Regions from separate parts of the Homo sapiens genome. Here region 2 is linked to region 1. A link is a loop called in an ENCODE intact Hi-C map of the cell type or tissue named here. Cell type or tissue: PC-3. All regions are shown on one strand. Links, peaks and the distances in the headings refer to the core of each region. The heading gives the core; the rest is flanking DNA. Region 1 has its middle 6.9 kb from the start of RRP12. Region 2 overlaps HOGA1 (4-hydroxy-2-oxoglutarate aldolase 1).

Region 1 (10,150 bases), core at 2,025-7,024:
GATTGCTCCAGCCCAGGAGTTCAAGACCAGCTTGAGCAACATCATGAGACCCAGTCTCTACAAAACATACAAAAATTAGCTGAGCATGGTGGTGTGAACCTGTAGTCCAGCTACTCAGGAGGCTGAGGTGGGAGCCCAGAGAAAGTCAAGGCTGCAGTGAGCCGTGATTGCACCACTGCACCCCAGCTTGGGTGACAGTGTGAGACCCTGTCTCAAAAAAGAAAAAAAATTAAAAAAAAAAAAAAAAAGAATGGGCGGCTGGGTGTGGTGGCTCACGCCTGTAATCCCAGCATTTTGGGAGGCCAAGGTGGGCAGATCACGAGGTCAGGAGTTCAAGACCTGGCCAACATAGTGAAAAACCCCATCTCTACTAAAATACAAAAAAAATTAAGCTGGGCGTGGTGGTGGGCACCTGTAGTCCCAGCTACTTGTGAGGCTGAGGCAGGAGAATTACTTGAACCCTGGAGGTGGAGGTTACAGTGAGCTGAGATCGTGCCACTGCACTCCAGCCTGGGCATCACAGCGAGACTGTGTCTCAAAAATAAAAAAAAAGAAGAATGGCAAAAGACACAAACAGCTGAACATCATGATGTATTGTACAAAAAATAAAAAAGTCATGAACAGGCACTTCACAAAAATTAATATCCAAATGGCCAATAAATATATGAAAAACAGGCCAGGCATGCTAGCTCACGCCTGTAATACCGGCACTTTAGGAGGCTGAGGCAGGAGGATCACTTGAGCCCAGGAGTTGGAGACCAGCCTGGCCAACACAGCAAGACCTGTCTCCTCAAAAACTAAGAAAAATAGTGGGGTGCAGTGGCGTGCACCCATGGTCCCAGCTACCTGGGAAGCTGTGACAGGAGAATCTCTTAAGCCCAGGAGTTTGAGGTTGTAGTAAGCTATGATAGCACCACTGCACTCCAGCCTGGGTGACACAGTGAGACTTTGTCTCAAGAAAAAAAAAAGAAAAAGAACAGACCAGAACAGAAAAGATACCAGTTTCATTATCAACATGGGAATACAAATTAAAATCACAATGAAATGCCACTACACACCCACCAGAATGGCTAAAATTAAAAAGACTAGCAATACTAATGTTGGTAAGGATGTGGAGAAACTGGCAACATATGCTGCCATTGGAGTATAAAGTGATACAACCATTTTGGAAAACTGTGTGGTAGTATCTACTAAAACTGAATACAGTCTTGCTCCATGACCCAGCAATACCTTCCTGCATATTTACTCAACAGAGATGTTTACTTATATGCAAAAAAGAGATATAGGAGGATGTTCACAATGGAAATAATAAAATGTCCATCAACCGTAGAATGAGGCTGGATGCACTGGTTCACACCTGTAATCTTAGTGCGTTGGGAGGCTGAGGCAGGAGGATTGCTTGAGGCCAACAGTTCAAGACCAATCTGGGCAAAATAGTGAGACCCCATCTCTAAAAAAAAATTAAAAATTAGCCACATGTGGTGGCATGCACCCGTAGTCCTAGCCACTTGGGAAACTAAGGCAGGAGGATCACTTGAGCCCAAGAATTCAAGGTTAGAGTGAGCTATAATCATGCCACTGCACTGCAGCCTGGGCAACACAGTGAGACTCTGTGTCTAGAATAGATAGATAGATAGATAGATAGATAAGACAGACAGGCAGACAGAGAGATAGAGTAGAATGGATAAATTGTGACATATTGATATATAATGGAATACTATAGTATTTGACTCTGTATAGCAATGAGAAGGAACTACTGCTACATATATCATGCATGACCTAGGTTGAGTAAAAGACTCCAGACACAAGAGTACATAGTTATAATCCCATTTATTTATGATTTAATTATTTATTTATTTATTTTGAGACAGAGTCTTCCTCTGTCACTCAGGTTGAAATGCAGTGGCACAATCATGGCTCACTGCAGCCTTGACCTCCAGGCTCAAGCAATCCTCCCACTTCTGCCTCCCGAGTAGCTGGAACCACAGGCATGCATTGCCATGCCTGGCTAATTTTTTTTTTTTTTTAAAGCTAGGGCCTCACTCTGTCACCCAGGCTGGAGTCCAGTGGCATGATCATGGCTCACTATAACCTTAAACTCCTGAATTCAAGTCATCCTCCTGCTTTGGCCTCCCAAATAGCTGGGGCTACAGACACATACCCACCACACCAAGCTAATTTTTTTTTTAAGAGACAGAGTCTTGGCCAGGCGCGGTGGCTCACGCCTGTAATCTCAGCACTCTGGGAGGCCGAGGCGGGCAGATCACAAGGTCAGGAGATCGAGACCATCCTGGCTAACACAATGAAACCCTGTCTCTACTAAAAATATAAAAAATTAGCTGGGCGTGGTGGCGGGCACCTGTAGTCCCAGCTACTCGGGAGGCTGAGGCAGGAGAATGGCGTGAACCCAGGAGGCGGAAGTTGCAATGAGCTGAGATCGTACCACTGCACTCCAGCCTGGGCAGCAGAACGAGACTCCTTCTCCAAAAAAAAAAAAAAGAGACAGAATCTTGCTATCGTTGCCCAGACAAATCTCGATCTCCTGGCTTCAAGTGATCTGCTCGCCTTGGCCTCCCAAAGTGCTGGGATTATAGGCGTGAGCCACCATGCCCTGCTTACATGTATATTACACTTCATGGGCTTACTGAAAATACAAAGTGGGCCGGGGGCGGTGGCTTACGCCTGTAATGCCAACACTCTGGGTGGCTGAGGCAGGCAGATAACTTGAGCCCAGGAGTTCGAGACCAGCCTGAGCAATATGGTGAAACCCCGTCTCTACAAAAAATATGACAATTAGCCAGGCATGATGGCAGACACCTGTAGTCCCAGCTACTCGGAGGCTGAGGTGGGAGGATCGCTTGAACCCGGGAGGCGGAGGTTGCAGTGACTCGAGATTAAGCCACTGCACTCTAGCCTGGGTGACAGAGTGAGACTCTGTCTCAAAAAACAACAAAAAAAAGTGGTCCTCTCACCTAGAGCAGAGAGAGCATAAAGTGTGTTAATGTGAGAAAGCGTCGCTGCAGAGAAGACTGAAGTCAGTTCAGACTCTAGGCCCCAGCCCTTCCAAGTCTCTGAAGACATTATCATCCTCCAGTGGGGCCCTGTGCCTGGGTCACAGGCTGAGACCTCAGTGGGAAGGCTGAGAAAAGGGAACTGGTGGCTGGGGGAGGAAAAGGAAGCAGAATGTGGAAACTGTTATAAGCGAGCTGTGCTCACAACCAGAGGTCTAGACTTGGGGTAATTGCTGAAAGAAGGCAGGTAAAGTGGTGGGTTCAAGACAGGACATACTTTACCTATAAACCAAGCAAGGGATTTAACCTCTCTAAGTCTCCGATTCTTGTTCTTTTTTTCCCTTTATTTATTTATTTATACATTTTTTTTACACATTCTAATGTGTCATATTATTTAAAGTTACGATAATAATTACTTTTTTTTTTTCTGAGATGGAGTCTCACTCTATTGCTCAGGCTGGAGTGCGGAGGCGCGATCTTGACTCACTGCAACCTCCACCGCCTGGGTTCAAGCGATTCTCCTGCCTCAGGCTCCCAAGTAGCTGGGATTACAAGCATGTGCCACCACGCCCAGATGACTTTTTGTAATTTTAGTAGAGATGGGGTTTCATCATGTTGGCCAGGCTGTTCTCAAACTCCTGACCTCAAGTGATCCACCCACCTTGGCCTCCCAAAGTGCTGGGATTCCAGGTGTGAACCACTGTGCCTGGCTGAAAGTTGTGATAATAATTCTGAACCCACTGGGCTGCTGTGAGGATTCAGTATGAAACTGTGTATCTGTGGCTGGGCATGGTAGCTTACATCTGTAATCCCAGTACTTTGGGAGGCCGAGGCAGGTGGATCACCTGAGGTCAGGAGTTCGAGACCAGCCTGGCCAACATAGCGAAACCCCGTCTCTACTAAAAATACAAAAATTAACCAGGCGTTATGGTGCACGCCTGTAATCCCAGCTACTTGGGGGGCTGAGGCAGGAGAATCGTTTGAACCCGGGAGGCAGAGGTTGCAGTGAGCCAAAATCGTGCCACTGTACCCCAGCCTGGGCAACAGAGTGCGACTTCGTCTCAAAAATAAATAAATAAATAAATAAAAATAAAAGAAACTGTGTATCTGTGTCAAATTACGGACAACTCCAAAACATGTGTAGTATTGTGCTTTACAGAGGGGTCAGTGGTGCATCTTTGCCACCAGAGGGAGTGCTACCAACAACCTGTTAGGGCTAAAACCCTATAGAGAGCCTGCAATACCAACTAGTAGACTGGGATTTTGCAAATCAGATGCGGAGATGCAGAGGCCAAGGGTAGTGGCAGATGTCCCATCCTTTTCCTGGGCTACAGAAACCTGCTGGCCTCCAAACCGAGTCTGCGTCGTAACTGAATACAGCCCTGGCTAAATCGTCAGCCTGGTATGGGCATTGAGGGGCCCTAGGTCACCTGCTGGCCGTCCATCCTGAGGCATCTGCTCAGAGCCTCCTCCAGGAGGCGTGCTCTACCAGAAGAGAGGACGATAGGCATCCAAATGGCCTGAGCACAATCTCTTCCACCCGGTACCCCAGGGCTCACCTCTCCACCCCTGAATTCCAGCAGTAACTCCCACCCAGAGGCTCTAGCTGTATCCATGATCAGCCCCTCCACATATGGTTAATAAGGACCACCACATCTGTAGGATAGGTCCTGCAGTTAGACTCTCTGGGTTGGAATTCAAGTACCACCACTTGCTCTGTGACCTTGAACAACTCACCTTACTCTTCCCTGAGCCTCAGTTTTCCACATCTGTAAAATGGAGATGATAAGAATGCCTACCTGTCTGATTTATGGGAACTAAATAAGATAATGAATTTTAAGTGCTGAGCACGCTGCCTGGTACACAGTGAGCATGCAATAAATGTGAGCTATTATTATCATCTAAAAAAACTCTTCCTCAGTTCCAAAATACTTTTTCATTAATTCTCTAAGTGAGGAGGACAGAGCAGGTGTCCTCATTTCACAGATGGGGAAACATAGTTCTAAGGGGTTCAGTGACACCCCCAAGGTCACACAGTGAGCAGAAGCCAGGAGATCCAACGCTTAGCCCAGGATGAACCCCCTCCCCCCATAGCACTGCCCTTGTTTTTTTTGTTTTTTTCTGTTTTGAGACGGAGTTTCGCTCTTGTTGCCCAGGCTGGAGTACGATGGTGCAATCTCGGCTCACTGCAACCTCCACCTCCCGGGTTCAAGCGATTCTCCTGCCTCAGGCTTCCTGAGTAGTTGGGATTACAGGCATGTGCCACCAAGCCCGGCCAATTTTGTATTTTTAGTAGAGACAGAGTTTCTCCATGTTAGTCAGGCTGGTCTCGAACTCCCGACCTCAGGTGATCTGCCTGCCTTGGCCTCCCAAAGTGCTGAGATTATAGGCGTGAGCCATCGTGCCGGCCTGCACTGCTCTTAAAACTGTCTGCAAGGCTCCTGTGGAGGTAACAGAGCTGCCACACCCAAAGTTCTGTGGCCATGCGGAGCAGTAAAACCAGTTTTAGGTCAGCAAGTTGTAATCTGTTATGACACTGGGCAGGAAGAAAGGGAAATTGAGGCTTAGCCTCTTGCCTCAAACAAAGAGGAAGCAGAGGTCTGGGTGTTTAACCTAGAGCTCAAGGTCAGGGCATTTTGACCAACCCGTTGTTGTTGCAGCTGCTCCGGACGGTTTTCCTAACTGCTGGAGCTGTGTTGAAGCCCAGGCTTTGGACTTAGGAAGCCTGGGTTTGGAGCCACATCCCAGCTGCGTGAGCCGGGGCAGGCGGCTGAGCTCTGTGAGCCACAGTCTTCTCATCTGAAAATGGGGCTGCTGTTATGAGGCTAAAATGAGATAATGCATGTGAAATCCTTAGCCCAGTGCCTGGCACAGCACTGCTGCAGGGGTCAAGTGTCCCTCAGCTCCTGGGGCATTACAATTCCATTTGATGCTGGGTGTGGTGGCTCACGCCTGTAATCCCAACACTTTGGGAGGCCAAAGTGGGAGGATCGCTTGAGCCCAGAAGTTCAAGACCAGCCTGTGCATCATGGAGAAACCCCAACTCTACAAAAAACACAAAAATAGCCAGGCATGGTGATGTACGCCTACAGTCGCAGCTACTCGGGAGGCTGAGGTGCAGGAGGTCAAGTCCGCAGTGAGCCATGATTGTGCCACTGCACTCCAGCCTGGGTGACAGAGTGAGACCTTGTCTCAAAAAAAAAAAAAAAAAAAAAAAAAAAATCCAAAAGCCAAAAAGAGCTTGCTTTCTAGAATAACTCTTGGGGAAAGAGCCTGGTGTGCTGGAGAGGAAGCATGTCCCCTCCTAGGCTGAGGAAGACTGGAATCTGGGCATGGCAGGGGACTCTGCTCAATGGGGAGGACTGTTCTCTCTCCACTTACCCCAAAATTAAACCGTTCCCCATTTACCACTTCAAATTCTTCATTCTTCTCAGGGCCTCTATATCAGTAAGGAATTGTGTTCAGTTGCTATAAGAGACTGCTACAGTGGCTTAAACAGGCAAGGGTTAATTCTCTCACATTCAAGAAATGGAAATCAGGAGGTAATGGGCAGTCCAGGCTGCTATGGCAGTTCCACAGAATCTTCAGGATCCTGGGATCCCTCTCTTTTTCTGCTTCAACCTCCATAACGTATGACTTCCATTTTCACTGTCACCTTGTGCTCCACAGATGGGCTGCAGGAGCTCCAGCTGTCACACTCATGATCCAGGTGGAGGCCTAGTGTAGGAAGGAAAGGAGGAAGAGCCAAAAGGTGCACCTTCCAGCTAAGTCAGTTCCACTTGATTGACTAGAATTTAGTAATTTGGCCAAATTTAGCTGCAGAAGGGGCTGGGAAATTTAGTCTTTTAGTTGGGTAAGTTGCAGCTCACCCCCTGTGCCTATTGAGAGAAAGGAAGAATTGATATTGGGGAGGCAACTAGCAGCCTCTGGATCTCAGCTGGGTGTTAGGAGGACTGGTTCTAATTAATTTAACCCAGTTACATACTCAAAAGTTATTTCTTGATCACCTATTATGTGCAAGGTACTATGCTAAGCACACATATGAAAGTATTTAAAGAAGCTTATGGGCCGGGCACCTGACCAGCCTGACCAACATGGTGAAACCCCATCTCCACTAAAAATACAAAATAAGCTAGGCATAGTGGCATATGCCTGTAGTCCCAGCTACTTGGGAGGCTGAGGCAGGAGAATCACTTGAACCCGGGAGGCTGAGGTTGCAGTGAGTCGAGATCACGCCATTGCACTCCAGCCTGGGCAACAAGAGTGAAACTCCATCTAAAAAGACTCTTGGCCGGGTGCGGTGACTCATGCCTGTAATCCCAGCACTTTGGGAGGCTGAGGCGGGTGGATCACCTGAGGTCAGGAGTTCAAGACCAGCCTGGCCAACATGGTGAAACCCTGTATCTACTAAAAATACAAAAATTAGCTGGGCATGGTGGCGCACACCTGTAATCCCAGCTACACGGGAGGCTGAGGCAGGAGAATCATTTGAACCTGGGAGGCGGAGATGGTAATGAGCTGAGATTGTGCCACTGAACTTCGGCCTGGGCAACAGAGCAAAACTCCGTCTCAAAAAAAAAATAAATAAATAATAAAAGAAAAAGACTCTTGCTCTGCCTTAAGAAACCTACAGGGGATAGGGCTGGGCGCGGTGGCTCACACCTGTAATCCCAGCACTTTGGGAGGCTGAGGCGGGTGGATCACAAGGTCAGGAGATCAAGACCATCCTGACTAACATGGTGAAACTCTGTCTCTACTAAAAATACAAAAAATTAGCCTGGCGTGGTGGCGGGCACCTGTAGTCCCAGCTAGTCGGGAGGCTGAGGCAGGAGAATGGAGTGAACCTGGGAGGCGGAGCTTGCAGTGTGCCGAGATGGCACCACTGCACTCCAGCCTGGGCAACAGAGCGAGACTCCGTCAAAAAAAGAAAAAAAAAAAAGAAGCCTACAGGGGATAATTAGCCAGGCATGGTGGCACACGCCTGTAATCCCAGCTACTTGGGAGGCTGAGGCATGAGAATTGCTTGAACCTGGGAGGTGGAGGTTGCAGTGAGCCAAGATCGCGCCACTGCACTCCAGCCTGGGCAACAGCAAGATACTCTGTCTCAAAAAAAAAAAAAAAAAAAAAAAGAAAGTAACCTATGGGGGAATGGTGAAAAGACAAGCACAAAACTCTTCGGTTTTCTTATTTGTACATTGAAGATGTTGTACCCAGAGCTCTCTAAAGCCCCTGGTAACTTTATTGTTCACTGATGCTCAATTAATAGAATTGCATTTTGCTTCTCTGCCTCCCTCATCTGACCATCTGACTGTGAAACCCCTGATTACAGGAACCATGTCTGGTCTACTCTGGCGCCATCAGAGCCTACCACAGTGTGTGGCTCAATACATCTGCTTGCCAAGTGAACACATGACTTATGCAGAGCTCAGCAAGGGGCACAAGAGAGGTTCAGATAACGCTCTTAGGGTGTCTAAGAGGGGCTGTCCAAGGTATATCTTTTATGTCTGTCAACCAGACTGGAATGCAGTAGTCATGCAAGCTGGAATGCGATCACGGTTCACTGCAGCCTTGACCTCCTGAGCTCAAGCAATCCTCCCACTTTAGCCTCCCAAGTAGCTGGAACTACAGGCATATGCCACCATGCCCAGCTAATTTTTAAATTTTTTGCAGAGACAAGGTCTCCTTATGTTGCCCAGACTGGTCTCAATATTCTGGGCTCAAGCAATCCTCCTGCCTCAGCCTCCCAAAGTGTTGGGATTATAGGCGTGAGCTATCTTGCCTGGACAATAATTTTTGAAGGTTGCAATCAAGGAAAATAACAGAAATGTTGGTCCATCATTTATCCAACCACTATACCATCCTGCCAAGTAGATTGGGCATTGTGGCAGAGAAGAGGAGAGGAAAATAGCATTTAATGGATGTATCCTTTGTGTCAGGGGCTCTCTGTGGTAATAAGAACTATCATTTATTAGCCTCTATAGACCTGGCACTTCACATGTGTGATCCTACTGAGTCCTCGCAACCACTGTATAGGGTAGGTGCTATTATTATGCACATTTTATTTTATTATTATTATTTTTTATTTATTTTTGGGACTGAGTCTTGCTCTGTCGTCCAGGCTGGAGTGCAGTGGCATGATCTTGGCTCATTGCAACCTCCACCTCCCTGGTTCAAGCAATTCCCCTGCCTCAGCCTCCTGAGTAGCTGGGATCACAGGCACATGCCGCCACATCTGGCTAATTTTTTTGTATTTTTAGTAGAGATCGGGTTTCACCACGTTGGCCAGACTGGTCTCAAACTCCTGACCTCAGGCAATCTGCCTGCCTCGGTCTCCCAAAGTGCTAGGATTACAGGGGTGAGCCACCGCGCCTGGCCTATTATTATTTTTTCTTTTTTTCTTTTTTTAATTAGAGACAGGGTCTCACTATGTTATCCAGTCTGGTGTCTAACTCCTGGCCTCACATGATCCTCCTGCCTTCGCCTCCCAAAGTTCTGGGATTACAGTCACGGGCCACTGCACCTGGCCTATTATCCACATTTTAAAATGGGGAAACCAAAGCTAGGGAAAGATTCCCAATAGCATTAAGTGGGGAGTTATAATTGTAATTTACTCCTCTCCCAATTCCTGTTCTTTATAACCATTTGGTTACCAAGCAATGAAAGCAGCCTAGCTCTCACATCTAGAGTTCACAGGCTGGTTGGGGTGGCAGTAAACAATCCCTGTGGCAATCAGTGCCATCATCCAGGTATGGTCAGGAGCTATGGGAGTCCAGAGCCTGGCAGACTATAGTCATGTCTGAGAGGCGAGTCAGGGCCAATTTTCAGGTGAGGTGACGTTGGAGCTGAGTGCTACAGCATGAGCTAGAGTTGACCAGGAAGCTGAGGGTGGCTGTTCAGGCCAAGCAAGGCCACAGCAGCTACAAAGGCACAGGGGCAAGTAAGAACACGATGTGTTTGCTCTAGATGCAGGCAAGACCTGAGTCACTGATGTGTCGGAAACTGCTGCATCAGTACAGGAAAGAAACCATAAGGGTTGAAACTAAGAATGTGGCAGCGGGGGCAAAGAGGGAAGGACAGATTGGAGAAGGTATCGGGGAGGTAGAATGACACGTGAAGGCTAGCGGTTATGAGGGGTGAGC
Region 2 (5,000 bases), core at 1-5,000, 200 kb after region 1:
CCACCAACCCCTTCTTAGGGTTTGAAGAGGGGCCACATCAGATATCTTTGGAAACCCATGGCAGGAGTGAGCTTTTCTCTGGGCACCTCTTATTTCCATCCTGTATCCTGGGTCTTTCCCACCTACTCAGGCTTTGGGTAAAAAGGCCAGGCTATTAGAACATCATGGGGGTGGCGAGGCCTGCAGGAGGGTGGCTTACCACCCATTCCGAGAAAAAAAATCCATGCTTGATAAAGCCTCCGGGACTCTAGTGGTAAAGTTATTAGTCAATCTTTCATCAGTGGTTCCTGGCCTTTTTATCCCAAACAACCTTTTATTTTTATCCTCCTAAGGTTTTAGCTTCTCTCCAAATAAAACTTTCTTAAGGACTACTTTTGTAGTTTTTAGGTAGTGAAAGATTCATCTAATATTTCTGATCAGCATGAAATAACCAGTTGCTATACCAAAAGCAAGGAAATTTGATGCTTCATTTATTCTGTAATATTCCATACACGATTTTAAATTATAATAGGCCAGGCGCCGTGGCTCATGCCTGTAATCCCAGGACTTTGGGAGGCCAAGGTGGGCAGATCACTTGAGCTCAGGAGTTTGTGACTAGCCTGAGCAACATAGCAAGACCTCGTCTCTACAAAAAATGCAAAAATTAGCCAGGCATGCTGTCATGCACCTGAAGTCCAAGGTGCTGTGGAGGCTGAGGTGGGAGAATCGATTGAGCCCAGGAGGTCTAGGCTACAGTGAGCCATGATCATACCACTGCACTCTAGCCTGAGTGGCACAGTGAGACCCTGTCTCAAAAACATAAACATAAAATAAAAATAAATAAATTATTACGGGTGCAGTGGCTCATGCCTGTAATCCTAGCACTTTGGGAGGCCGAGGCGGGCAGATCACTTGAGGTCAGGAGTTTGAGACCAGCCTGGCCAACATGGCGAAGCCCTGTCTCTACTAAAAATACAAAAATAAAATAAAATAAAACGAGCTTGGTGTGGTGGCAGGTGCCTGTAATCTCAGCTACTCAGGAGGCTGAGGCAGGAGAATCACTTGAACCCAGGAGGCAGAGATTGCAATGAGCTGAGATCAGGACACTGCACTCCAGCCTGGGTGACAGAGCAAGACTGTCTCAAAAAAATAAATAAATAAAAATAAATGAATAAATTATAACAATAGCTTTAGGTCCCCCATTATCAGGGAAAAGCCTTTAGAGATCATGTTGTCCAGCCCCTTCCTTTTTTAGACAGGAGAACTTACTCAGAGATAATAAGTAAATGACATACAGTTTATACAACAAAACTTCCTTGGGAAATGATGCTTTGCTTTTCCTGGGAGACCATTTAGTGTTAGGGTCAGGAGGAGCTATGGGGAGGTGAGGGCAGCCAGATGCAAGGGGAGTAGAGGTCTGGGCTGTGCCTGAGACTCTCACAGATCCTTCCCCTTCCTGACTTCCCAGGTCTGGTGTGACCTGCGTCAGGTTTCAGGGAGCTGGGCTGCAGACTGCTGATGCTCTAGTGCCTAGACCTGCAGCCTTGCTGTCTTCTCCCACCCCAGCTTGAGGACCAAATACCACTCTCCTCTCTGTTGGAGTGGATTTTTCTCCTAAAACCAAAGGAGGCACTCTTCTTCCCCAATCTGAAGTTTTTGTATTTTGCTATTACAGACCTGCTCTCTGGTCTCTAAATCTGGATTCCCAATGTACCCTGGGTGCCATAGAGTTGGCAGTTACTTTCCTGGGGGAAGAGGGTAGGACTTCAATGTTCTGAAAGTGACAGATCTCCGAGTTCCAGATATGGGTGTTCAGCAAATTTCTCAGTCTCTTCTAACAGGCCCTGCTTTGCAGGTGACCCGGCGCTTTGGGATCCCAGGGCTGAAGAAAATCATGGACTGGTTTGGCTACTATGGAGGCCCCTGCCGCGCCCCCTTGCAGGAGCTGAGCCCCGCTGAGGAGGAGGCACTGCGCATGGATTTCACCAGCAACGGCTGGCTCTGAGGGCAGGCAGGGTCCATGGCTGGCCTGAGCCCATCTCAGCCTCCTGCCTTGCACTTGCAGCCTGAAGCGGAGAGCACAGGGGGATGAGGGTGGCAGGCAGCGGGGAGCCGATAGAGGCTCCTTTGCCTGCTGTGGTCCTCCAGGCAGCCTTTCACAGGCACGCCCATGCATATCTCCTATTCTAACGGCCCCTGACCTCTCCCTTTTGGATCCTAAACTGTGTCTCTGGTCTGAAGACTGGGAAGGAGCAATTTCTCAATTTATCTTTCTACTGTGGATGCTTTCCTACGCCCTGAGGCACATGAAGTCAGAAAGGAAGGGCAGAGGGGCAAGTAGGCACAGTAAGGGAATTTTCTTTTCTTTTTTTTTTTTTTTGAGACAGAGTTTCACTCTGTCACCCAGGCTGGAGTGCAATGGCATGATCTCGCCTCCTGGGTTCAAGCGATTCTCCTGCCTCAGCCTCCCGAGTAGCTGGGATTACAGGCGCCTGCCACCACGCCCAGCTAATTTTTGTATTTTTAGCAGAGATGGGGTTTCACCGTGTTGGCCAGGCTGGTCTTGAACTCCTGACCTCAGGTGATCCAACTGCCTCGGCCTCCCAAAGTGCTGGGATTACAGCTGTGAGCCACTGCACCCGGCCGGGAATTTATCAAAGGGGGGACTACTTAGATTTGGGGCTTCAAACCTGAGTCTAGCACAATGCAGCTGGAGGCCAGGGCTACTCCTACAAACCCAAGTTCTGACTCCTTCCAGGGAAGTATCAGCTTAAGAAACTTGATCAGGAAAGTGACACTGGTCTTTCAAAGAGCCCTCTTTACCCTCCCATCCCTGCCCTCCACACTGCAAGCTGCATTCCAGCCACAACGCCCTTTTCTAAATCTATTTTCATTCATCTCCTATTCTGGTCTGTAGCCTTGATTCCAACCATTGAATGCACGGAGACAGCCCAGTGGCTTGTCAGATTGGTAAATAATGACACCTGGTGGATAAATGTTACATTCTAGAAGACTATTCTGGTCAGCCTAGGTCTGAAACACTAAGGAGACTTGGCCTGAGATAGGGCCATCCACTTGCCTACAGGCACTCTGCTTTTATTATTAAAAATAGTCACTTTGTTACTATAATAAAATTTAACAGAAAAAATTAGTGTGGCTATATAAAGATGGACACTCTATTGCTATGCAGATCTTAGGTTTCCTGGCCAGATGTCAAGAACCTTTCTAAAGGCAAAAGAGCTCTGATGGTCTGCCTTCTCCCAGCTCGAAGAGTGTCCCCAGCAATACTGAGCCAACAGGCATTCACTTACTGGAGACCTGGGGAAGGGGTAAGAGGCAAAAGAGAGCAAGTGAGCTATTTAGAAACAAACACTTAGCACTTTTATTTTATTTTTTTGAGACAGAGTCTTGCTCTGTCATTCAGGCTGGTGTGCAGTGGCACGATCTCGGCTCACTACAACCTCTGCCTCCCAGATTCAAGTGACTCCCCTGCCTCACCCTCCCGAGTAGCTGGAATTACAGGTGTTCACCACCATGCCCGGCTAATTTTTGTATTTTTAGTAGAGACAGCGTTTCGCCATGTTGGTCAGGCTGGTCTCGAACTCCTGACCTCAGGTGATCTTCCTGCCTCGGCCTCCCAAAGTGCTGGGATTATAGGCGTGAGCCACTGCACCCCTTCAGCATCCTTTTTGATTAAAGTGCTAAGTGTTTAGGGCCAGGCAGCACTTTGGGAGGCGGAGGCAGGAGGATCACATGAGGTCAAGAGTTTGAGACCAGCCTGATCAACACGGCAAACCCCATGTCTACTAAAAATACAAAAATTAGCCGGGCGTGGTGGCACACGCCTGTAATCCCAGCTACTCAGGAGGCTGAGGCACAAGAATCGCTTGAACGTGGGAGGTGGAGGTTGCAATGGGCCGAGATCGTGTCATGGCACTCCAGCCTGTGCCACAAGAGCAAAACTCCATCTCAACAACAACAACAAAAAAGGATGCTTTCTCCAAAATATTTAACCTTTTTCAGTGGTAATATTTGACTAGTGGCAGAAAAATGGAGATACATTGTAAAAAAATTACTCCTTAAAAGAAAGTGTAAGGTTAAAAAGAGAGGTAAATAGATACTTGTTTAGGGCAGAGGCTAAAGGAGAGAAAATAAAAGATCTCAATCTTCAACCCAAAACCAGGCTCTGAATGGCACTACAGCTTGGGGCTTAGTGCCTGGGGTCCTCTCACAGGCAACTTCCAGAGGAGCAAGGCTCAGAGGAGAATCAAGTTTAGGACTTGGGGGAAAAGTTAGGGCTAGGCAGGCAGGGTAGTGCACTGGGTAAGAGCTCAGCCTCTGGGCTTAAACAGGTCTGGGTTTAAGTTCTGGGATCTGCCCCTTAGTGTCTATGGGACCTTGGAGAAACTGCTTAACTTCCCTGAGCCTCATCTGTAATACAGGGATAATAATAGTACCTTCCTCCAACAAGGACGTGCATGTAAAAGGGTTAGCGTGGGGGTCAATGTTCCACCACTCTCCTGTTGCAGAAAAAGGGAAACTCCGGCAGGAGTGGACCTGCCAGAGGTAACCCAGCAGGTGTGGCCATAACTAGTCTCAGGACTTAAGTACTCTGATGCTCAGGGTGAGAGAGGTCCAGTAAAGGGAGCTGGAATCAGAAAGGCTCGGTTACAAATCTCACCCAGCTGTGCTACCTACTAGTTGGGACAGCCTGAGATTGTCTGATTTAAATAAGAAAAAAAAGTTCATACGTCCTCCTCTGTAGAGGCTGAGAAAATTAGATGACTTGATAAAGTGTGCAGGGTCAGTTCCAAGGGCTAACCCGATTAACTTTTACAAACAGCAAATGGGTTGATATTCATGAAGACGCAGGGCCAGAAAGTCAGGAAAACTAGGTATAGGCAGTTCTGGTGATTTCTTTATTCTTTATAAACACCTTTTTCTACAGTACAATTCAGAGAATAAATAGAGGCACACGGCTATAACTTCCACCACAATCTGCTGTTGAAGAGACATTCAAT

What was found. A loop is a pair of places that touch in the nucleus more often than their neighbours do. Peaks named below come from ENCODE experiments on the same cell type or tissue, not always from the same donor. Only the 100,000 strongest peaks of a DNase experiment are listed, where the experiment ranks them.
Region 2: it touches region 1 in a loop (13-fold over the local background); 31 of 110 quality-filtered maps call a loop at or near these places.

Annotation. Positions count from the first base shown.
Region 1 is chr10:97,403,132-97,413,281 of GRCh38, forward strand. No RefSeq gene overlaps it. Among named protein-coding and RNA genes, the nearest start is that of RRP12, 6.9 kb to the left of the region's middle. In PC-3, for the core only: CTCF peaks have their summits at 4,289 and 4,496; DNase peaks (open chromatin) are centred at 4,220, 4,460 and 5,500; H3K4me3 peaks cover 313 bases; H3K27ac peaks cover 924 bases.
Region 2 is chr10:97,609,676-97,614,675 of GRCh38, forward strand. It overlaps HOGA1 (4-hydroxy-2-oxoglutarate aldolase 1), which reads left to right. Exons shown (of 7, transcript NM_138413.4): 7 at 1,835-3,127. The coding sequence ends at 1,984. It overlaps MORN4 (MORN repeat containing 4), which reads right to left. Exons shown (of 5, transcript NM_178832.4): 5 at 4,880-5,000. Among named protein-coding and RNA genes, the nearest start is that of MORN4, 21 kb to the right of the region's middle. RefSeq lists an enhancer at 2,651-2,870. In PC-3, for the core only: a CTCF peak has its summit at 2,966 (motif pointing left); a DNase peak (open chromatin) is centred at 2,936.